2 separate regions of the Homo sapiens genome follow, and region 2 is linked to region 1. The links are chromatin loops, found by intact Hi-C in ENCODE. Cell type or tissue: HCT116. All regions are shown on one strand. Links, peaks and the distances in the headings refer to the core of each region. The heading gives the core; the rest is flanking DNA.

Evidence for each region. Hi-C counts contacts between places; a loop is a spot of excess contacts. Peaks named below come from ENCODE experiments on the same cell type or tissue, not always from the same donor. Only the 100,000 strongest peaks of a DNase experiment are listed, where the experiment ranks them.
Region 2: it touches region 1 in a loop (4-fold over the local background); 6 of 110 quality-filtered maps call a loop at or near these places.

Annotation. Positions count from the first base shown.
Region 1 is chr1:34,008,110-34,020,534 of GRCh38, forward strand. All of the region lies in intron 3 of CSMD2 (CUB and Sushi multiple domains 2), which reads right to left. Among named protein-coding and RNA genes, the nearest start is that of CSMD2-AS1, 150 kb to the left of the region's middle. RefSeq lists an enhancer at 11,186-12,004. In HCT116, for the core only: a CTCF peak has its summit at 6,074; a DNase peak (open chromatin) is centred at 6,052; H3K27me3 peaks cover 1,431 bases.
Region 2 is chr1:33,634,793-33,647,217 of GRCh38, forward strand. It overlaps CSMD2 (CUB and Sushi multiple domains 2), which reads right to left. Exons shown (of 71, transcript NM_001281956.2): 29 at 11,856-12,043; 30 at 1,568-1,762; 31 at 422-538. Among named protein-coding and RNA genes, the nearest start is that of ZSCAN20, 170 kb to the left of the region's middle. RefSeq lists enhancers at 217-1,148, 1,149-2,079 and a silencer at 2,042-2,212. In HCT116, for the core only: a CTCF peak has its summit at 6,511 (motif pointing right); a DNase peak (open chromatin) is centred at 6,509; H3K27me3 peaks cover 1,844 bases.

The DNA.
Region 1 (12,425 bases), core at 3,763-8,762:
ACTCATCTGTCACTGGCTCCAACTCCAAGTGGGCACAGGTGAAAAATAAAACCACAGACGTGCTCCATACTTTACGTTTACCACCCATCTCCCCACAGGTTCCTTCATTTCACCTTCCAAAGTACCCTGTGAAGAAGGCAGAGCAGGTGTCAGGATTCAGCCTATTTTAATGCAGGAAGAAATGAAGGTCCTGAAAGGTTAAATGTCTCATTCATCTTGTCCCCCTAGTGAGCAGCATGGCTGGGACTTTAACATCGGGTTTTCCAACCCCAAATCCCAACTCTTTTAGTTGTACCATGTTGTTTCTTCTCATACAAAGTACTGTGGATGGGCAGAAGCTTCTGTGAGTCAATACAAAGAACTGCTAGGTCTGAGTACTAATAAAAAGATGTAGGTTAAGTCAGTAGACTTGCGCCCATCTGAAGGTGGTCTCTAGTTTTCTGCCTCAGGGCTCTATCATGATGCTGTTCTGTTCAACAGAACTAAGGAGAACAATAGGTTCACGTTCAAAAACTCTTTCTCACCTAAACACACAGATGGGCAGCTTCTAATAAAGTTGGAGCTTTGTAGGAATATAAGTGAAGTCTTACGATATTCATTTATTCATTAATAGCTTTGTATTTATCTGTGTGGTTGCTTGTTTAACATCTCTTCCCCTACTAGGCTGTAAGTTCCATGAGGACAGGGTGTGTGTTGTTCATGACTATATTCCCAGTGCCTCTCAAGTGCTTTGCATACAGTGGGTGCACCATAACTATTTGCTGAATGAATGAATGAATGTTGATTTGACATCTTCACAACCCTTCTCACCTCAGCCTGTTATGGAAGAAATTGAGGATATTTTGGTGTGAGCTCCCCAGCTTTCTTTGCCTACCCCATCCACTTTGCCTACCCCATCCACCCTCTGACACACACACAACACAACACACAACATACCACACAAACTCACCCATCCTTAACCACTTGGAGCCAGCTGCAGAGAATAAGGGGCTCTTCCTCCTTCTCAGGACCCTTTCTCTCTCAGGACTTAGTGATCCTTTTCTCTTTTTTCCAGCAAGCTCCATTGGTTTTTAAACTCACCCTTGTCTCTCCTATGAGAAAAACAAAGCCAAACAAACCCAGAACCCCAGCTGGCCCCACGTCTCCCCTTATCATTTTAATGTCCTATAAGAGGTGACCAGACACCCTTCTCTACTTGCTCACCTCCAATTCTTGCCTCAGCCCCCTGAATTGAGGGTCGGGGGTGGGGGAAGGTGGAAGGGCCTTCCACAGTGAACTCTGCATACTCCAGGGTAGCATCTGAGAGCTGAAGCCAGGAGACACTGTGCCGCCCTGATCTTTCTGGGCCTTTACCCTGCTGACACCACTCCTGGAGCCTCTGACCCCAATATCTGCTCAATCTACTCCCAGCTCTCCTGGGACCTCAGTGATGGTCCCTCCATGTAAGCCTCTTCCTCTGCCTGCCCTGGGTCTCTCCCAAGACTCCCTCGCTAACCACTGCCCTCCCCACTGAAACTGCCTCTCCCTGAGTGATCTCACACCCTCCTGGAGGGTTAACTAGCATATAGTAGCGCTTAACTCCTAAATCCATCAGGAGTTTCTTTCCAAAAACTGCTGACTTCTTGGACATTCTGCACATTCCTTTGCCTTATTGCTTCCTCCTACCCCCACTCCCCCACATTTAATAAAATATTAACTCCTGCTGATTTCACTCCTATGTGACTCAACCCTAGTCTCTCCCCTACATCCCATTCCCATGGCCATTATCCTAGCTCACGTCTCATCATCTCTTATCTGGACCAAGGCAATGTTTTCCTAAGTGGGCTCCCAGCCTCCAGTCTTGCATCCTTGCAATCCATTCTCCCTTCAGCAGCCAGAGTGATCTTTTGAAATGTCTAATTGTGTCACCTCCTTGCTTCTAAGAGCCCTTCAGTGGCTCTCCATTGTCTACAGGACAATGTTCAGATCCTTAATATTCATACAGGTCTGTCTGCTGTAGAGCCTTCCTTGCCTTCTGATACTATTCCCAGAGACTGAATCACATGCAGCTTTCCACCACTCTATGTGGGCCTTGGCCTCCAGTCTTTGCTCAGTCTTTCCTCTTTCTGTCTGGAATCCCTTCCTCTCCACTTCTTCATCCTTCCCTTAGTTCACTGACCCTCTTCCTGTAAGACTCAGCCACAGTGGTGCCACCTCCAGGAAGCAGGGCCTGTAAGGGAGTTATCATCCACAACCCTCTACCATACTGGATTATAAGGATAATCCATCATCTACGAGCATTTAAAATGTGCCACATAGTTTACCTGCATTCTCCTGTTATGTCCTTTTAACAGTAACTCTGTAAGGTAAGTTCTATTGTTAGTCTCATTTTATAAACATGGAAGCTGAGGCTTAGAGAGGTTCAGTGACTGGCCCGAGGTCACAAAGGGTGTAACCAATGGAGCTGGACCCGAATCCAGGTTGATCGTCAGCAGGGCCTGCCACACTGACTCTCTTGATTTTTTTTTTCTTTTTTTTCTTTTTTTTTGTGACGGAGTCTCGCTCTGTAACCCAGGTTGGAGTGCAGTGGCACGATCTCGGCTCACTGCAAGCTCCGCCTCCCAGGTTCACGCCATTCTCCTGCCTCAGCCTCCTGAGTAGCTGGGACTACAGGCGCCTGCCACCACGCTAGGCTAATTTTTTGTATTTTTAGTAGAGACGAGGTTTCACCGTGTTAGCCTCGGTGAAGGATGGTCTCGATCTCCTGACCTCGTGATCTGCCCGCCTCGGCCTCCCAGAGTGCTGGGATTAGAGGCATGAGCCACCGCGCCTGGCCAGTGATTTGTTTTTGAGCTTCCTTCTGCCTTGGGAAGGCCTAGCCACCTTCTTTTCATCCTTTAGGTCTTTACTTCCTCTAGGAGGCCTTCCCTAACCCATTCACCTTAAGTCTGGCTTGGATGCCCTTCCATTTCACTCCCATGGTCCCGTGTCAACCCCTTCACAGCCTTGGTCACTGTGTTTTGACTACTGGTCTAGCCCCAAGCTGGGCTGGGGGCTCCAGGAGGTCTCAGGGAGAGGCTGCCTGTGCTCATGAGTGAATCCCCACTGCCTGGCACTGTGCTAGTAATTCCTGATCAGATTACTACATGCTTCCCTTCTTTTTCCCACCAGAGGCTGAGCCCCAGTCTAATAACTCTTTCTAATAACTTCTACATATAAAGGTGGGTTGGGGTGGACTGCTATCAAAACTGACAAAAGTCCGGAAATCAGTTTGGTAAACTGGCAAAGGAGTCCCATTTCCATTTGCTCTGAGGTGAGGTAAACGTTGCAGTGTTTCCATCAAGATGGGAAACAGAAACGAAGAGAGGCTATGAGCACGTGCCTAAGAGAGTCCATTCTTTCCCCACCCTAGTTCCCGGGGCCTCTCCACCAGTTTTGTTTATAGCTCATGTCCAATAGTGAGTGAAAAGCCTATAAGTGTATTCTTTTTTTTAATTTTTAATTTTTGTTGAGTACATAGGTGTATATATTCATGGGGTACATGAGATGTTTTGATACAGGCATGCAATGGGTGATAATCACATCATGAAGAATGGGGTATCCATCCCCTCAGGCATGTATCCTTTGTGTTACAAACAATCCAATTATACTGTTTCAGTTATTTTAAAGCATAAATTAAATGATTATTGACTATAGTTACCCTGTTGGGGTATCAAATAGTAGGTCTTATTCATGATAATGATTTTTTCAACCCATTAATCATCCTCCCCTCCTCCCTCCCCACTCACAACCCTTCCCAGCCTCTGGTAACCCATAAGCACGTTCTGAGTGACGAGATGAGTTAAATGAAAAGGAGTAATTTGGACATCAAGGCACCTGAGTGATAGAACCAGGTCTGCTACTGACAGTGAGACTATAAACATCGCTTTGAGTGGCTAGAAGCCGTTTCCTCATCTGAAAAACTGGGAATTTGGGCTGAATGGTTCACAGTTTTCTTCCAGTTTTAAGTCTATCAGGAACTGTCTTGTGGCCCCACAGCCTCTCCGATTCCACCATCTATGCCTCTCTCCCCACCCATCCCCACGAGCCACCCAGGACTCCTTGCTCCTCCAGCAGATCAGGCCCACCTCAGAGCCTTGCCCTTGCTCTTCCCGCTGCCGGGACACTCTTCTCCCAGGCTTCAGTCCTTCACCTCTTTCACCTCTTCACACAAATACCACCTTCTCAAGGTCTTCCCAAACTGCCCATCTAAAATGGTCATCCCTCCACCCCAGATCCGTCTTATCCTCCTCTGTTTCTTAATTTGCTTTGCACATCAACATGTACATACTACACAATTTTCTCTTTTAACTTGTCTATTTTTTTTTTCTTTTTTGAGAGTCTTGCTTTGTCACCCAGGCTGGAGTACAATGGCGTGATCTTGGCTCGCTGCGACCTCTGCCTCCCAGGTTCAAGTGATTCTCCTGCCTCAACCTCCTGAGTAGCTGTGACTACAGGCATGCACCACCACGCCCGGCTAATGTTTGTAATTTTATTAAAGACAGGATTTCATCATGTAGCTTGTCTATTATCTGCTCCATATACTAGAATGTAAGCTCCATAAGGACAGAGAATTTTTATCTGTTTTATTCACTGCTCTGAGCCTAGAATTTCAAATTATGCCTGGCACACAGTAGTAAGTACACAATAAATATATGTTGAATGAATAAAAGATTATCCTTCAAACACACACAGTCACATAAACAAAGCCAGTGAAATATAACCAAGTCCCATACAGCTTCCTTCAACATAGCTGCCAGGGCCTGGGCACAAAGGGGATACATTTGCCTCTCCAGGCTTGTCTGCATTTTGTTTTCCTGGGGTTCCCATCTGCAATGGGCCAGCAAAGCTTCCTTTTTGTGAACCAACGATTAGCCTTTAGGAAGAAGCCCAACACTAAGCCCAAGCCACAGATTGATTAATTGTTCTCTAGGTGTGAACGCTAGCAAGCTGGCTGAGCGTTATGGCCATCGACAAAGGCACTGAGATGGGAGCTGAGGGCAGTTCAGCCTTCCGGGGAGGGCTGCTTTGAAAGCAGACGTTGCAGTTTCCTTTCAAGTATTATCAGTCATCATCGTGCCATTATGGAGTTTTCAATCCATCGTTCCCTGGGCAATAGGTGCCTGCCAGGCAGAGATGAGCTTCTGTGCTCTGTGCCATGGGCGAGCCTTTGTCTGCGCTGCCATCTGCTCCCTGGCACCCATGCACACACACGACCTGCCTCTCTCCCTCAGAGGGGCATCCTCTTGACAACACAGTCCTTCTTGCTTCTCTCAGGACCGCGGGGTAGAACCCACCAGCTCTCCTGAGACCCCAAATCCCTCCACTCAGCCAACATGTGCTGAGCTCCTGCTGGGAGCTGGGCACCTGCTTCAGGGAGATAAGTAGGGAGCTGGGAAGCCCTTCGGGGCAGGGGCTAGGTCTCCTTTGCCAGGGGCGGTACTGTTCTTGGTTCCCAGCTCTCTACAGCCTGATCTGCCCCTTCTTAGACCTCTGGAAGGAGCTGACACTACAACTGCTGCAAGAACCAGAAACAGACATAACTGTTTTCCAGGTCCACACCTGGGGAAAAAAAGGGGCAAAGGGCACTCTCTGAATACCACAGGCAAAGGCAGCCTTGGGGAGTAAAGAGAATCCCTCTTTTCTGTCTCTGCTCCCTTGCGAGGTCATCTCATCTGACCTCATGGCTTTCAATACAATCTACACGCTAAGGATGCTCCAACTTACATGGGCAGATAGGTTCTCTCCATCCAGCTGCCTACCCACCAGTTCCTCCCATATTCCTGGCAGGCTTCTCACACCTAACAGTCTGAACTGAGCTCCTGATCTCCGCACCCCAAACCTGCTCTTCCTATGGGCTTTGCCACCTCAGTTAAGGGCAGCTCCATACTGCCCGTTGATCCCCCCAAACCCTGGGAGCTAACCTTGGCTCCTCTCCAGCACCCACTTCTAATCTGCCAGCCAGTTCTATTAGCTCCACCTTCAAACTGTCTGGAAGATGCCCACTTCTCTCCGCCTTCACCGTTGCGGCTCTCACCCAGAGCGCCCCCTGGCTTCTCACCTGCATTGCTGCATTAGACTCCGGGCCAGTCTCCCTGTTCCCACTCTGCACTCCTTCAGCATATTCTCAGCACAGCAGCTGGTTAAAGCTAGGTCAGACCAGGTCAGCTTCTGCTCAGAACCTGCCCATGGGTCCTGATAAACTCAGTAGAAGCCAAGTTCTTCCCATAATGTAAAGGCTGTGTGTGACCTGGTCCCTTGTCTCCAACTTTATCTCTTCCTACCACTCGTCTCCCTCACTCTGCTCCAGGAGCACTGGTTGCATCTCTGTTCTCCAGATATGCCAGGGGAACTCTCACCTTGAGAGGTCAGAAGTGCTGCTGGCTCAGAGCCTGGGAATTCCCCAGTAGGCCATGGTGTGGAATCCACAGTCGCTCTAGTGTGATCTTTTCCTGGAGCCTAGGCAAGCGACCACTGTGCCCTAAGCGCTCAGCTCTCCAGCAGTTGTCACAGTTGTCTGATTTTTTATCTGTCTCCTCCACTAGACCATGATTGCCCAAGGGCAAGGGCTGGTGCTACCCATGTGGGTTTTTCCAGGCCTTGTTCAGAAGAGGTATTCAAGGCATATGAATGGATGGATGGGTAGATGAACAACAGCAACAACAAAACACCTAGGTTTGCATAACCTTTATAGTGTTTGAGGACATTTCCTCCTGTTTGTTCTTGGTTGGACAATGAGAAACAAAGATACTCTCTGTACCAAGAAGCCTCAGCCAGAAGCCAACCAGTCCATGTGTGCCTCTAAGCAGGGTCTGTGCTTTTCCCCAAGACAGCTGGGTGTGCAGCACAGGAAAGAAAATATGTATTCTCCCTGGCTTATGAAGGGTGGAGCTGCTAAAACTACAGTCTTCCAGGCATATTTCTCAAGAAAAGAAGGAAGTCCTCCTGTATCTTACCCCTCATTTGAGACGGACACAGAAGCTTTAGGAGAAGTGTCCCATGACCATACTAGCTGGAGCCCCCAGAACCCAGGTGCATGTACCCACATTCTTTTCCTGCTGAAAATTCTTTTCCTTCCCAGGGCAAAATGGGATCTTGGAGGGGAAGCACACTCGACCTCACTGGGCATGGCTGTATGTGAGCTCTGCTGTTATCTCATTATGCTCATACCCCTATTTTACAGTTGAGAAAACTGAGCCTCAGAGATATTACAGAGCATTCCACAGTGAGTGGTAGATTAACCCAAGAACTCTATGATTCCAAAGTGTAGGCTTATCCTATTGTCCCAGCAGTGTCCTTTCTCTTCCCTGCCTCCAGAAGTGGGTGGGAGACTAGCTAGGTGAGAGGCATGAGGAGCCACCATGGCACTGGGTCTAGGCTTACTTGGGCCTGGGGAAAGCTAATGCCTGGGTAAAGCACCCATCCCTTCCCAGGCACTCTGCAGATTCCTGGATCACAAAGGGCTGTAGGGGTTCCAGAGATGCTGGAGCTCTGGTACAACAGGAGGGCCACAGGCCTGGATCCCTGCAGTCTTATTGTTCATGGCATCTGAGAGGCAGGGCCTAGACCAATACTAGGGATTAGAAAGCACTTTGGAATCAAAGTCAATGGAATGAGTGGATAAGGAGTTGCTGATTTAAAGTATTATAGATCCATTGGATTAGCGACTCCTAGATTTGTCATGGATTTTAGAAAGCATCTAGAGCAAGCCCCTATGCAGTTCAGCCAAGCTTCTCACACGAATAAATCTTCAGCAGGAAAAGAATGTGGGTGCATGCACCTGGGACATGGGGCTCAAGAAAGTATGGCCAGCCACCAGAAGGATATCTCTGAAATCTCCTCCTCTATCTTTTGAAAGATGCCCATTTACACTGGACTCCTTGCTCTGTGTGTGTGTGTGTGTGTGTGTGTGTGTGTATGTGTGTATTTAGTTTATGTGCATGAATATTTTATTTATATACATATATTTAGTTAAGATTTATAGTTTATCATTTTATTTATAGAGAAACATATACGTTTTTAAATTTTACTTTAAGTTCTGGGATACATGTTCTGAATGTGCAGGTTTGTTACACAGGTATACATGTGCCATGGTGGTTTGCTGCACCTATCAACCCGTCATCTAGGTTTTAAGCCCCTCATGCATTAGGTATTTGTCCTAATGCTCTCCCTTCCCTTTCCCCCCACCCCCAATAGGCCCTAGAGTGTGATGTTTGCCTCCCTGTGTCCATGTATTGTCACTGTTCAACTCCCACTTATGAGTGAGAACATGCGGTGTTGGTTTTCTGTTCCTCTGTTAGTTTGCTGAGGATGATGGATTCCAGCTTCATCCATGTCCCTGCTAAGGACATGAACTCATTCTTTTTCACGGCTGCATAGTATTCCATGGTGTATATGTGGAAGACAGTGTGGCGATTCCTCAAGGATCTAGAACCAGAAACACCATTTGACCCAGCAATCCCATTACTGAGTATATACCCAAAGGATTATAAATCATTCTGCTATAAAGATACATGGACATGTATGTTTATTGCAGCACTATTTACAATAGCAAAGACTTGGAACCAACCCAAATGCCCATCAGTGATAGACTGCATAAAGAAACATATTTTTAAAATATATATTTGGTTGAAATATATGTATTTAGTTTACTATTTGATATAGATAGATAGATAGACAGATAGAATGATTGTATGTATATTTGCTTTACGATAAGATTAGAAAACGTGCCACATTTAGCTTGTAGGCTTTGGTGCTCCCATCATGCAACCCTCAGGGCTATATTGTATTTCACAGTTTTTTTTCACATATAAACAATTCAGAAATTAGAATGAGTATTACAACCAAGGGTACGTGATCGTTTAACTGGCACTGTTTTCTTTCTTAGTGGTGCATAAAATAATGGTACATCTTACAGTCAATAGAATGTCAACTTTGATAAAATCCAGTATATATGCCAGTTTGGAAAGTATGTTAACAGAATCCTTGGCAGAGCTTGATCAATCAAAGCCTTGCTTGATCACCTCCAGAAATGAGGAACTCATTACATCACAAGGCAGCCTACTCCAATTTAGGGTAATTAAAGCTATATAAAACAACTTCTTGATTCTTGGCTGAAATTCACCTACTTTTAACATCTTTCCATTGGACATTGTTCTACTCCCTGCAGCAATGCAGAACGAATCCTTATTTGTCTTCTGTGAGAGAAACTCTCTTGTCACTTCCAGATCTTCTCCTTAACTATTCTTTGTTTCATAGTTACTTGTCTCATTAATTTCTCCCAAATACCTACTTAGTTTTGGGTCTTGTGCTAGAGATACAATCCATGACCCTCAAAAACATCTTGTGGCCAGGCACAGTGGCTCATGCCTGTAATCCCAGCATTTTGGGAGGCTGAGATGGAAGGATCATTTGAGCCCAGGTGTTTGAGACCAGCCTGAGCAACATAGCAAGATACCATCTCTACAGAAATTTAGCCGAGTATAGTGGTGCACACCTGTAGTTCCAGCTACTCAGTAGTCTGAGGCAGGAGGATTACTTAAACCCAGGAGGTCAAGGCTACAGTGAGCCATGATCACACTATAGCACTCCAGCCTGGGTGACAGAGTAAGGCCTTATCTCCGTAAAACAAAACAAAACACCTTGCTACTGATCAATGCTTTATTACATGAATTTCCTTCTTCTGAATGCATCCACCCTCCAAGATCCAGAGTCTATATTTCCATTAATAGAGCCATGTGACATTTGATTCATGTTATGTTCATAGCCAACTGACACCTCCACATAGCTTTCACACAAGCCAGGACTTCACTGATGTTGGTTTGAGTGTTAGTTTACTCTGATTTTGGTTTTTCTCCCATTTGCTATTTATCACACAAACAACACTTGAGTAGCCATAAAGAGGAACTTAAAAAAAAATTCACCCACATCTCACTGCCTGCCCACGTCAACTGTTTCTTTTTTTATTTCCATCCAGTCCCTGTTCATATAAGACCTACTTTACATGTTTGTAATAAATATGAAGAATCCATTTTGCATTCTGGTTTTTTCACAGAAAATAATATCATAAACATCTTTCTGTATTGCCAAATAATGCTATTATACTTTTAAATGACTGCATAAATCTATTAGGTAGATCTACCATAATTTGCCTGGCCATGCCCCTACTGTTGGACATTTTTACAGTTTCCAATTTTTCATCATTATAAATAATGCTGAAATCAACACTTTCATGCATATAACTTTCTTCTTCTGTTGAATTATTTCCTTAGGATATATTCCCAGGAGGGGAATTACTGGGTCAAATGACATGAGCATTTTATGACTCTTGATACATACTGTCAAGCTGGATTTCCAAAGGACTAATTTACATCAGCACCAGCCATGTGCGAGTGTGTCTGTGTCTTTGCCACCACTCCAGCACTGCATCATACCCACCGAAGTTCTTCAGCCTAATTTAATAGGGATAAAGTGCCATTTCATTGTCTTAATTGACATTACACTGATAACTATCAGGACCAGGTAGTGCTGCTATGTATTTATTTGCTGACTCTATTTCCTCTGGTGTGAACTCCTTGATACCTTTCTTACCACTTTGTATGGGTTCATTATACAATGCAGAGGTTAACCCTTTGTTGCCACATTTGGTAGAATATTATTCAAGTCAGTTGTTTCTCTTCCCATTTTACATGATTTTTATTGTGCAGAACTTTTACATTTGAATATAGTCTGATCACTAATCTTTTCCTTTTGTTAGATTTTTTAAAGTACAAAGCTTGACACTGCTCCCTATTATAGTGGAATATTTAATTTGGATCCAATAGTCGCAACTATGTGAAATTATTTTATTCCTTTTTGTAGACTGAAGTCAAACTGTCTGGATTCAAACCCACACTTTACCTCTTACTAGCTGTGTGACCTCAAGCAAGTTACTTAACTTTCAGTGCCTCATCTGTAAAATGGAGATAATAATAGGGCCTACCTCAAAGGACTGCTTGAGAATTAAATGTTAAAATGTAAGGCACTTAGAAGAGTGCCTGGCACCTGGTAAGAGCCCCAGCAATGCTAGCTTTCATTATCATCCTGACGATCATCATCACCCAATGCATTTGCTATGTCTCCCTGCCCTGACTCCTCTGCATAATTTCCCAGTATGATCTCTAGGGCTCCACCCACATCACTCACAACTGGAGACCCCAGCACTTGAACATTCATCTATTCAGCAAGACTCTTCAGGTGAGCTTGTTCAATCAGTTACAGTCACATCTGAATGTCAGCAGAACAGACAGAAATATCACAAACAACTGTGTAAGCAATTGTGAAGGCTAAGCTGCTCCACGTAGAGGGCATTCCTTCTATTCCAGCAGTGTAAATGTCCATCCATAAAGGCAATGTAGGGAGTGAGCCCTGGGCTTGGTCTCCCCTTGTCCTGGCACCATCCTCAGTGCTGGTGAAGGTTCAGAAACATTCTATGCTCGACAGTGGTCCCTGCTTTGCCTCCTGTGACTGGTTTCCTTCCCCGCAGTCTGCCCCTGCTCTCCCCAATGTCTCTAAAGCATAAATCTCACGGAGCCACTTCCCTGCCTAAGACCCTTCAGCGATGGTCCCCTTCTTGTGAGTAAGGCCCGAACTCCTTCCTGTGGCCTCCTAGGTCCTACATGAGCTATTCCCTGTCCCTCAAGCCAGTTCAGCTCCGGCCACACCCCTGCCCTCATACTCCACAACTGCCCTTCTTGCAGTTGCTCAAATGCCTTTGCTCTTTCTTCTGGTCTTTGATTCCATTCATTCACCAAATATTTACTGAGTACCTAACATGTGACAGGACCTGTCCTAGGAGCTGAGGAATCAGCACAGAACAATAGTAATGCAAAACAACACAAAGCTCCTGACCCCAGGAAGCTCACATTCTTGCAGAGAAGGACAATAAGCAAATAAATAAACAGTCATAGCATATGTCAGGAGGTGCTAGGGAGTGATGGGTAACAGGTGCTGTGTTATATACAGTGTGGTCAGAAAAGGCTTCTCAATAAGAAGACACATGAGCACAGAGCTGAATGGAACCAGGGAGAGGGCTTTGGGGCCACTGGGTACAGGCAAGGGGAACAGAATGTATGGAGGCCCTGAGGCTCAAATGTGTTTCACCTGCCCTGTCCCCTCCACTTCCCAAGATTAGCTCCTGGTCAAGTAATTCATTACCAAGCCCAGTCTGTTTACTCTGCAAATATAGCTGGATAAAGGTCTTGAGGGATAACAGGAAGCGGAGAGCTGGAAGGAAGGATGACAGAGCTGGGAAGCAAAGCCACTGTCCATGAGACGGGTCTCAGGCAGCAACAACGCCCTGAGCAAGGCCAGGGCTGGGGACCACAGGCTCAAGGAGATGCCCCAGCGTCATGCTGCTGGCCCACCCG
Region 2 (12,425 bases), core at 3,604-8,603, 370 kb before region 1:
GGTCTCCCTCACCTGCACTTTCAAGCCCAGCTCCATCCCATTCCTCTCCTCCCTCCTGCTCCTTGGCCACTCACCCTGGGTTCCTAACAGGTCTAGATCTGCGGCACCTCCCTTAGGACTTGGGCCATACTGGGTAGTCCCCTGGGGCACCTTGCCTTCCCTCTGTCTTGGCCAGTTTCTCACCAACTCTGTCCCCTTGGTTCTGGCGGGGCTCACTTGTGCCCTTCTGCCCTCTTGTGTCCGGAATGTATTCTGCAGCCCGTTTGAGAAACGTCAGCACTCGGCCGTCCTTTTGGGGAGACTGTTCTGCGATTCCCACAATGGGGCTGTATATAATTGGGAGGCGTCTGAGGAATTGCTCATTTTGGAATGAGGGTGAGGAGTCAGAAAACATATGAACAACAACAACCAAAACCCATACCATAGTCCTTGGGCACAGTAACAAAATACAAGCAGATCTGTCCACTGGTGTAGTTCTGGGGGTAGTTGGGGGACAAGACCACTCCGTCCGAACCCACATACTGTCCCCCACAGGGGGCTGAAAGAGAAACCAGATAGAGAGTCAGGTGACCTTGTGGGCCTCTTACCAGTGACCATCCTCTGTTCTGCCCCAGCCTGAGCTTCTGGCCCCAGTAGGGCTGCCCTGAGGTGGGCAGGCCCTAGCTTGGAGAAGGCAAGTCCTGCGGACCCTGCCCTGCCCAAGAACGTGCACCCCTGGCCTGGCATGTAGCCTGAAACTTGCCCTGAAGCTACCGAGGGCCCTCTTGGGCAGGTGTCAGTTCTTGCCCTCTACCTATTAACCCTGGCATTGGTCCCTGAAGTCACAGCCTTAGGGAGCACATTAGGAACCTCTTCTGCTTACACGTGGAGCCTAGAAATGATCTGCTGCCCTGGCTGACATCTAACCTGGACAGTGAGTGTCAGTGTGAATAGGGAGCTGAAGCTTCCCCGGACTAACCCCATGGGGAGTGGCCAGCCCATGTGACCCAGCCACCTTCTGTTCCTCTCCAAGGTGCCCAATTTCCACAAGGGGCGGGTCTGAGCCTGCCTCTCTTACCATGACAAAGGGGGTATGCTTGGCTTTTCAATGGGTGGTCACCAAGCTCTTAAAGCCCTGATACTCATTCCTATCTCTCTTGTCAGGACCCCCATGGCTCACCCAGACCCACCTGGAATCAGCACACCCTGCGGGCCTTACTTCAACATATCTGATCTCTCAGTGATTTTCCCTAGGCCTAGGAACTAGTCCAGGAGCCACCTTTAAATGACTTCTCCCTGGTGTGAGCTCCCTGATGTGGCATGTCTGGGGGCCTCTGTTGAGGGCATGAGCATCTATGTGAATGGGGGTAGGGACACCATGGGTTCTGAGATGATACCTTGAAAGGAACTGCACACCTAGTGAATTATAAGCCACTTCTATACACATCCACGGCAAACCCAGGTTTGCCAGGCTTGGAGGAGCCGGGCTTGAGGACCTTGCCCCCCTCCCTTCCCCAGCCCACAGCACCCTCTGCCCCTGGCATGCCCTCAGTTCCTCAGACCCCTGCCATCCCCAGGCTTCCACCACCTGTGCAGACTGGCCGGGGATTGTTCCACACGGGCTTCCCATCAGGCCCCAGGATGCAGCTCAGGGTCGAGGTGCCCTCAACTTCGTAGCCCCCGTGGCAGTAGTAGGTGACGGAGGAGCCCAGCTTCAGGTCGGACCCCACCCGTGTGCCGTTCTTGATGGAACCAGGATCAAAACATGACTCCCGCGGGTTTTCTGGGAAAAAGAAATACAAACACGTGCACACACACAGAGGGCTCATGAGGAGGCTATTCTTGGGCTCCAGTGCCCATGAGGAGAACCCGACTTTAATTAGCCACAGAGCACACGGGGATGCGTGACTGTGGCTCCTATTCCCCTCAGGTCTAGAAACGTCTCTAAATTTGGGTAGAAATTGAAGGATGGAAATCACATTGAAGAGGGCAATTTCCCCTCCTCCCCCCATGTTCTTGCCTTGACCCACAGAGGAAGGAGGCCCAGCAAAATCGCTGAGGCCCTCTCTCATCCCCTGCTTGCTCCTCCCCAAGGGAAACATGTGTTTCTCTGGCTGGTGGGGGCTGACAGTCCCTGGACCACATCTCAGCTGCCGGCAGGGTCACTGTGGTAAAGGTCAGTGCTTAGGTACAGCCCATCACTTTACTCATCTTTGACCCCCCACACTCAGCAGCCTCCTGGCCTTTTGTGTTCACCTGAGAAGCAGGGCAGACAGTCTGCTTTTGGAGATGCTCTTTCTCTTCCTCTCTCTTCTGCCCCATCTGTACCACTGGCTGGGGAGTAGAGCTGGCATCTGTTCTGCAGGCCCAGTCATACCCATCTGTTGCAGGTTCTTCTGAGTGCATGGGTACCAATACTTAGATTCAGGGAGGAAGTACAAAACTCACTTCCACCTCTGGGTTGGGTTACCCGACCGGTGGGATAAGTTGATGTCTCCAGTGCAGTTTTCCAGGGCTCTGCACTGGGTATTGGGTGCTTGCCAGTTTATGAAAACCACAGTATTTTTTTCATGTGGCTATTGACCCTTACATGTCTTCCCTATCAGTCATACAGTTTATGAATAAACAGTCCTCTACTCTGTCGCTCTGCATCAAACAAGACCACTCTTGACATTGCCTGTGGCTTGAGAGTACTAGTCCAAGTCCCAAATCTCTGGAGTAGGACACTCTCCAGCATCCCTCACCATCAGCTGGAAATCCTGAGCAGCAACTGGGAGCCCATGCTCACGCTTCTATGCATGATTACCTTTCCTCCGTCCTCCTTGTTCTAAGATAACTGATGGTCAAGAGGGTTGTCACCAGGGCTGGGCAGTAACAGGATACAGCTGAGGCCAGTCAGTACCAGGGAGATGCAACTGAGTATCAGGTTGACTGATGAGCATTTTGGAGGATACATTATTGGGGGGCAACAGAGAGGTCTAGAGATGGGGACTCACAAAAGGGTGCTGACAGTCCTTGCAGAAGGACTCAGAAATTCAAAGAGTGGAGTTAAGGAGGGAAGAACCAGAATAGAAGGGATCAGTGTTCATTCATCAGAGATGAATGGCTCAGGAGGAATTTTGCTGAGGGCCGTCCTTGTCACCTGGGTACCTTTTAGATTACCTACACAGGAGGCGGCCACTACTTGAGGCTGTCACTCAGCTGCCAATCATCTGGTTGACTGATGGGATGGAACTCTGAGAGTCTCACTATTGCACAGGAGCATGTGAGAAGATCCTGCACCTTAAGTCGTTGCCCGCAGCTGAGAGTGGAGCAGCTCTGGATGCACTACTGCATTTAAACCCAAGTGGGACCGACAACATGGCCACTCGTCACAGGGCACTCCTCAGTGGTTTCCTCATGTGCCCCGTGATGCATTGCCTTGACCTCCTTTATCAAATCTGTCTTCTCCATATGCCTAGTGTCTCTGGCCAGAATAGAACTGGCCACTGGGTGACCCATATGTGAGTCATAGAGATCCAGGGACCTGTCATCATGTCTTTTGTTTCATCTATCCTTTTTATAAATTCAAAGTGGGTTAAATCTTACTAAAGTTCAGAAAAATTAAGTAACTTGGAATCAAAGTTCACACAGCTCATAAGAGGCAAAACTAGCTGTAGTCCCCAATAACCACTTTCCCCACCTTCATCCATCAATAACAGAACTCCAATTTTATCCAGAGCTTGAAGGCATCAGCTAAATTCTACATTTCCCAGCCTCCTTGTGTAAACACGAGTTAGATCATGTCTGCTGAAAACAATCCAATAGCCTCCCGTGTCACTTGGGGTAAAACCAAAATCCTTACAGGCCTTCAAGGCCCTGCACATGTGGCCCCAATAGTCCCCTCTGTGACCTCAGCTCCTGTCGTCTCTATGCTAGCTTTGCTCCAACGACACTGGCCTCTGGTCTTTGTGGCTCCCTGTCTTACCTCTTTCAGGACTTAGCTCAATTTCTCCTTCAGTGACACTCTTTGAGCAGCTACTTAAAATTGCAATACTCCTCTCCCCAATGCCCCCAACACCCTCCTCTGCTATATTTCTCTCCACTGCAGTTAATACTCTCTCATCGACTCTATATTGACCTTATTTTTTTCTGTCTTCCTCCACTAGAATATAGATTTCAGAAGGGCAGCTGTTCAGTTTTGTTCACGGCCATATTCCAGTGTCTGTCACATGGTGGGCACTTAACAAATATCTTCAGTGGATTATTGTGGAACTTTTAAAAAGACTGTTTAAGGGAAGTTGACTCAGCTGAGGGAAATGCTTATTGGCCTTTCCTTCCTTGCATCTTTCCTCCTTCTCTCAGTCTGGAACTCAGACATGATGGCTGGAACCTCAGTTGCCATCTTGGATCGGAGATAACGTTGAAATGGGATCCATGGACTAGCATGGTAGAGTAGGGAGACAAAAGCAGCCAAGGTGGAGCTCCCTCATCAATCCTGGGCGCTGTCCTCCAGATTTCTTTTATAGGAAGTCTGATAAATGTCTACCTTGTTCAGGCAACTGTGTTTTTGGGTAACTGCTGCACCAGCATTGGACCCTAGCTGGGAATGACTGGCCCAGAACTTTACAGATGTCAGAATGTCCTTTCTTTCCTTATTTGTGTGGCAAAATCCTACACTTTTAATGCCACCTTCTCTCTGGCAGAATTCTGTTTTTCTTTCCCTGGTTATAACATGTATCACGCTATTTTGGTAACTTGGGTAAGGGTATTTCTTTCCAGTAGGTTCTGAACTCCTGGAGGAGAAGGTTCATCACCTGATCTTCTCATAACCCTGGCAACTAGCACAGAACTTGGCACCAAGGCTAGCCCTATTTGGCACATAATAGAGGCTTAATAAATGGCTGCTGAATTGTTTGGCTGAATACTTTGAGGCTTGGAAAATCAACAACCACATCAACGATTCCAACTACAGACTCTATTCTATATTTACTCACACGTAAGAGAAAGATGAGCTCATCATCCCAAGCATTACCACATTAATAATAATGACATGGATAATGACAGTGATGATAGCCCCTTACATAGGAATATCACTTCATAATTTTCAAGGCACTTTCCAAGCCGTTATCTCATTTGTGTCTCACAATACCCTCTGCAGAAGGCAGGGCCGGTTATGCTCATGTTCAGTTTATAGATGAGGAATATGGTGATCAGAGAGGCCAAATGAGTCTTCCAAGCCTTTCAGCTATTTAGAGGTAGAATTAAGACCAAAATCAGGTCTTTAGTCAGCCAAACCAAAGCTCAGCTGTGAATGATAACACTAAATGACTAAAACATCATGGTGATTATAATAAATAAAACCCAAGCCCTTCAAAATGGGAAAATGAGAAGAGCCAGCTTCTCTCTGGTCCTAATAGATGAGGCTTACTTCCAAACCTTATAACTGCAAAAATCTGAATATAACCCAAACATTCAACCAGTAAGGAACTGGTTACAAAGGGTGGATTAGGGCCATCTACTGAAACACTAGCAGCCTTTTAAAAGAATAGCACTATTCTTTGAATACTGATATGGGAAGGAGTCCAAGATCTATTCTTGGGCTCACATACAAAAAAATCAGATTACAGATGAGTACATATGGTGCAATCTCATTCATATAGAACAGGGATCAGCAAACTACAGCCCACAGGTCGGTGGCTGCCTGGTTTTGTAAATAAAGTTTTACTGGAACACAGCCATTTGTTTACATATTGTCTGTGGCTGCCTTTAGCATTACGAAGCAGAGCTGAGCAGTGGCAACAGAGACCATCTGGAGTAAAAATACTTACTCTCTGGCCCTTTCCAGAAAAAGTTTGCCAACTCCTGATACAGACTTTACATTACTTTATATTTATAGAAAGTATCCGAAATGAGATACCAAGCTGTTAATAATGGTATTGCACGGGATGATGGTATTTGGGGGCATGCTAAGTCTTTAAGAGTATATCTTATATGCTTATATATTGTTTGAATTTTTCCAACAAACATGCATTCCTTTAAAAGGAGGCAGAATATAAGATAGTTCTAATTTGCATTTAAGAAGAATGACCCATAACAGCAGCAGGTGGTGGGAATAGGGGTGGTAGCAGGTGTGGCCGTAGCTTCCAGGCCCACAGTGTTACTTCCAAGGGCTTGAAAGAGAAAATACATGCTTTTTAGGACCTTCCATTAAAAATCGATTCACTTTGGTCTTTCCTGTGTTCTTTCAGATTCTCTAACACACACTTCAAACTCTTCCCTCTGAAACGCCCCTGGCCCCCACTCTGGCACAGAGGGCTTCTACTTAACCTTTAGGGCTCTGTCTAAATGGATCCTGCTCAGAGAGGCCTTCACAGCAACCCTTCTGATTTGTTTCTCAGAGGAGCCTGTTGTTTTCTTTCCTAACTTCTTATGCTTCTTACTTCTTGCTGTTTCCCTCACTCACCTGTAAGTTACATTAGGGTAGGGATGATGATTACTTTGCTCCCTGCTGTATTCTCAACACCCAGCAGAGGGCATGGCATGAAGTAGGAGTCATCAAGCATTTGTTGAATGAATGAATATGTCTTGCATGTGCGTGGATGTTTCAGCACATTCCTGCCTAGGAAAAGGCTGCCACACATGCTGGTATATGAGAATAAAGGTCCTTCCACCCCACTGGTTCTGTTGATATCCGTGGCCTGGAGAAAGACATAAACCTCCCTGTGACTCCATTTTGGTAACTGTATCCAAAACACAGGATCCCTGCTGTTCTTTGTTTCCTTTTAGCAAAGGGTAAAGCCACCCAGGAGGATGAATTCAGAATAGAAGTGCCTCTGATCAATGGTCTAATAGAAATCCACAGATGACATGACTGCATTCAGAATCATCTCCTAGAAAGTCTGCCCAGAGATGACTAAGACACTACAGTCACCCTTCAGAAGCAACTGAACAGAGACATCTAAAAACCCACCCCTCTTTGCCTTAGAACCAGGTGGGCTTCCAACATCTCATCTACAGAAGGGTCCGTCGGTCTAGTTGTCACGAGGATGTGAACTCCATGGAGGCAGAGACTTTGTTTGGTTTTCTGGTCTGTTCTCAGCCCCTGTAAGAAGGTCTGGCATATGGTAGCTGCTCAATTCGTATTTACCGAATGAATAAATAAATAAAAATGCCTGACCTGCTCTTGCCCCTTCTGCAAAAGCCTAATCCCATGATGCTGCTCAGTGGACACTTGAATTAAGCCTGTTCCCTCAGATGATCCTTTGGGATCTGAAACTGGAATCTAAACTGGGAAGTGATTCAAAGCCAAGAGTGATCTGGGCACGGTGGCTCACACCCTGTATCACACTTTGGGAGGCCAAGGTGGGTGGATCACTGGAGGTCAGGAGTTCAAAACCAGCTTGGCCAACATGGCGAAACCCCATCTCTACTAAAAATACAAAAACTAGCCGGGTGTGGTGATGCATGCCTGTAATCCCAGCTACTCAGGAGGCTAAGGCAAGCGAATCACTTGAACCTGGGAGGTGGAGGTTGCAGTGAGCTGAGATTGCGCCACTGCACTCCAGCCTGGGTGACAGAGTGACACTCTGTCTCAAAAAAAAAAAAAAAAAAAGGAAAGAAAACAACAACAACAAACAAACAAACAAACAAAAAAAGTCAGGAGTGAGACAGCCACATTTATCCCAGGAGAATGGAAAAGCAAGGAAAATTGATCTGCAGGGAGGGGAGAATGTAGCAAGTGCTCAGAAGGAGGCAGGGAGGAGAGAGAACGATTCTGGAGTGCGGATGATGGTCTCAGTCTGTGCCTCTGCCATCCTGATTCCAGTCCTTTGGGAGTTTATGCTTTCTGCCCTTGGGCTCTTGTATTCTAAAAGTATTTTGCTTTTTTGTGTCAGAGTTATTGTTATCTGTATTGTTAAAATATAGAAACCTTTTAGCTTAAGTTACTTAGGCTGTTAGTTGTTTTCTCATAATCATGTCTCCTTTTTGTGTCAGATTGTTTTGAGTGGGTTTCTGTTTCTTGTGTTTTTATAATAAGTTACCCCTTTGTTTGCTTAAGTTGCTCTGAGTGGTTTTTTGATATTTCCTAAGATTCTACCAAACTGTTTCTGCTTCTCACTTGGGAAGCTGTGTGTGGAGAAAGGCTCCTGGTCTCTCTGCCTTGGGTCAGGGGAAGGGTTAATCTCAGAGAGTAATTTCCCCTGTGCTGAGCCCAACTGAGTCCAGCAACATCTCTCTATGTGGGGCGCTCGTAGGCCCCTTTCACCTCCCTAAGCAAGACCCCTGAAGCCACAGCTCCCAGGATACCCAGACTCTCAGTTTTAGCAGAGCCCTGGATCTCTCTAAAAGACATGGACACAGATGCTTCCTGGATGCAGAGGCCAATTCTGCTTTTCCTGAGGACCCAGCCCTGCCTCCCTGTGGAGGTCCTCAGTGGGCTGCCTCTCCATCTATGGTTCTCTCCAGACTTACAGGGTGTGGAATGTCTAAATTCTTTGCTATGGGCTGGCAAAGCATATGGGACACATACGTCTATCACAAATATTCATGTTATAAATATCCCACACTTATTACATGTGCAAAACATTATGCTCACACTTTACATCTTCAGTAAACAGAAAAGAACATGTACCGTGTTCCCCTGGGTTAGCCCCATTCTCCCTTCCAAACAAAGGCACAACAAATGCAATACCAGTGACGTAGGAAAAAGGAGGTGGGATGAAAGTGGGTGGATCAAAGTACATATCAAATACTTATTGGCACTGGGCACTCTGCTTGATGCTGTGCCTATGTGCTAATCCTCACAACAACTCCTTCGTTTAGTGTCACTGTCCCTTTTTCATGGATGAGGAAGCAATGCTCAGAGGAGTTAGGCAACTTGTTTCAGGGCATACAGTTATGAAGTGATGGAGCCTACCCTATAAAGAAAGATAGTGTACATGGGAAAATATCCTCAAAGCCATGGGACCTGATAGCAAAGTAGACCCATTCCAGGAATCCAGGGATCCTGGCATAGGCAGAAGCAGACCAGAGGGTAAGGTAGGGGTCCCTAGGTTCCACCAAATGGGCTACTAGACCAGAGGCCCAGGGAGATAGTAGAGGGTGACTAATATTAGGAGGTGTGTAGTCTGGGAATGAAGGAAGGAAGGAAGGAAGGAAGGAAGGAAGGAAGGAAGGAAGGAACAAATGAAATAATGAAGGATGCTTGAGGCTTCCAACAGGCACCCCCTACCCCTCAAACACACATAGTTATCTTTATCTTGGTACTTGCACTACAGATCCTAATAGGGTGATGGGGGATACGTCTGTAGGATGTGCCTCTCTTCTCCCCTCTCTCCAGTAATTGGCTGCTTGGCTGGCTCCGATGGCAGCTGGGGAGGTCTTATTCCCCGGGTTATGGTTTAGACCTAAAGACCCCTCTAGATACCCACCTTGGGTCAACAGGCAAAAGTGGAAAGAACTTCACTGGGAAAGAGGTTTTGAAAGTATGGCTCTCGGACCATGAATTTCCTTGGAGAAGACCTGGGGGAGAGATGGCCACAGGCAGGTAGGCATGAACAAGGTGACTGGAGAGGAAGCTCAGGGGGTTTCTACCCAATAGCTTACTGTATCCAGGGAAGCTGAAATGAAATCATCTTATAAAAAATGAGGCTGACGGGGTGACATTTGGGGTGAATTTTGGAATCTCTGCCAAGAAGAACTCAGTTGGGTCAAGTCGGAGGCAGCTCTGGTGGTTGCTAAGGCTTGGCTGGGGGAAAGGACATCACTCGTAGTGACTCTAAGTATCACGTTTGTGCAGCTTTGTCTGGGTGTCCTCAGCTGTGTGGGTGTGGGTTCAACAAAGGGTACAGTTTTGCAAGGTTTATGCACTTGGAGGACTAGCGGGCAGGACAATTGAGGGTACTGATGAGAATATGAAGGAAGAGATGAATAATAAGAAATGGTGATGATATGGCAGTGGGGATGGTGGTGGTGGGAGCAATGGAGGTCCCAGACTGGGTCTAAGTTGTGGCTTCTGTTTGTTAGAATTCCAAAGTGTCTGACTGTGCTGATATCAGTGTGTGGAAGAGGGTTTGGGCCCAGGAGGTTTACCAAATGGCAGGTGCCTGGAGGAAGAAAGGATGGCAGAATATCCATTGCCTAGGCCAGCCCCGTGAGGCAAGAAGACTACAAGTAAAACATTCTCCATTTTGCACACCAGTCTTCTAGAACTGTACCCGACAAACAGGAGATAATCAAGAACTATGAGGAGTCCAATGAGTTGATGGATATAGAGCACTTAGGCTGGTGCTGGCAGTGGGAAAACACTAAGTTTGCCATTGTTCTAATTAGTGTTATGTGTGAGCTCATGTGAGATATTCCCAGGGGTGGCCGGAAATATTTAATTAGGGGACACTTTAAAAGGTATCTGAGGTCTTATGTTATGCAAGTGGGGAACATGAGCCAGAAAATTTTTAATTTTAGCTGGTAATGCGACCCCATTTGTATGCTCAGGCTGATGAGGCCTGGGTGAACCCGGGTTATAGTAACAATAACAAAATCTATCATTCCCAGAGCATCTGTAGAGTGTTTAGTACATATGGAGCATTATACACACACACACACACACACACACACACACACACACACACACACACACATATATAAAATATGCATGTATAAAATATCTTTTAATCTTAACCTCCTGCAACATAATTATTACTAGCAACAATTTGTAGATGATGTTCCAAGAGATAATACTTGTCAAGCTCACAAATCAAGCAAGGAAGGGAGCTGGGATTTAGATAATGGGATTTGGGATAATTAGGGAAGACTAAAAGGTCAAAAAGAGATAATAGCGTAGAAGACAGTGGAGTGCTCGAGAGCCTGGAACTCCTCTTACTACTACTAATGATACTTGAACATTACAGAATGCATGATATGTGCCAGGCACTGTACCAAGGACTTTCATGTGTGGACTCACTGATCTTTACATTTCTATGAAGCAGGAATTTTCCTACCATCGTTTTATAAAGGAAGAAATGGAGGCTTCAAGAGGTTCAATGCTTTATCCAAGGTCACGCAAATGTTAAGTCATAAACATGAACTTTCAATCCAATTAATTTGACAGTCAATGCTCTTAACTGGGCAGGGACAGCCTGTTTTTGTAAGTGAATTTTTCTTCAAATGCAGCCACGCCCATTTCTTTCTGTTTTGTCTGTGGCTGCTTTAGCACTACAGTAGTAGGGCTGAGTAGTTGTGATAGGTAAACCTACAATATTTACTATTTTTAGGGGAAAAATTGTTGACTCTTGCTCTCTACCACAACACTACTGAACTTGCCTTAATTAGCACAGCTGGAAGGATGAGCAAATGTGATCAGGAGGTATCAGAAAGTGACCAGTCTATGACGAGGTGTCAGAGTGTGGCCAAGGAGTGTCCTTGGGACAGAGGTCTAAGCACCATGACCCTAGGATTAGATGGGCTGTCCATAGGGATGTTGAAGTTACCCAGGATGGTGAGAAGCTCTGAGTGGAGAGGAAGATTGTGCCTCATATCAGAATCCTCTTTAGTGAAGTGGAGTGAAGGAAGATACCAGCTGATAGCTATGAGGTTGAAATAGAGTTAGGAATGACCCTCATAGAAAAAGAGAAGAGGACTAGTGGTTGGAAATAGATGAGGTGCAAAAAGAATGCTGGTTCCCTTTTTTCCCACCCCTGGAGAATATAGGGGTGAAAGACTAAGCCCAGATGGGGGCCGCAGGAAAGGCAGGTTTCTGCAGGCGGCAGCAGTGCTAGGGTTGGTGTGGGCTTGCTGTGGTCCAGCCCAGGGCTCTCCTCACTACGCTACACTACTTGCCCTCTGCCTTGTTAGCTGGACCTGTCCTCAGTACTCTCTGGCACCAGGGCCCTTACCTGTATAGTCAATGACGAAGCCAGCATTGCTCACAGATGCATCGCTGCGGAAGGCGAGGAAGAGGCTGTTGCTGCTGCTTTCAATGCGGCCTGGGAGCTGGGAGCCATAGAAGCTTCCTATGAGAGGGCTGAGAGAGTCCCGTCCGTCGTAGATATGGAGGAAGTCATAGCCAGGCTCCAGGTTAAAGCTGGGGAACAAAAACATCCCACCCCCACCCCACTAAGGTCAAATAAAGGCTTTTGCCGGGGTCTTAGGCTCAACCAAAGCATAGGGCCTCCCAGGGAGCAAGCCCACCATCCCACTGGTACCCAACCCCTGAAGACTGGCTGGTGGGAAGGGAGAAGATGAGGCCCTGATGACCTCAGTCAGGTGAGAAGATGGAAGAGGCAGGCTCAGGGGCAGAGGAGTCAGATTCCAGTCAGTGTCTAAAAATCTGGAGCTGAAAACCTAACGTCCTCCTTATACAGAAGGGAAAATGAGTTGCCAACTCTGGACACCAAGCTGTCAACCAAAGTAGGTCCAAAACCCAACTCTCTTACCTGACACTAATGTCCTTATACTGTGCTCTT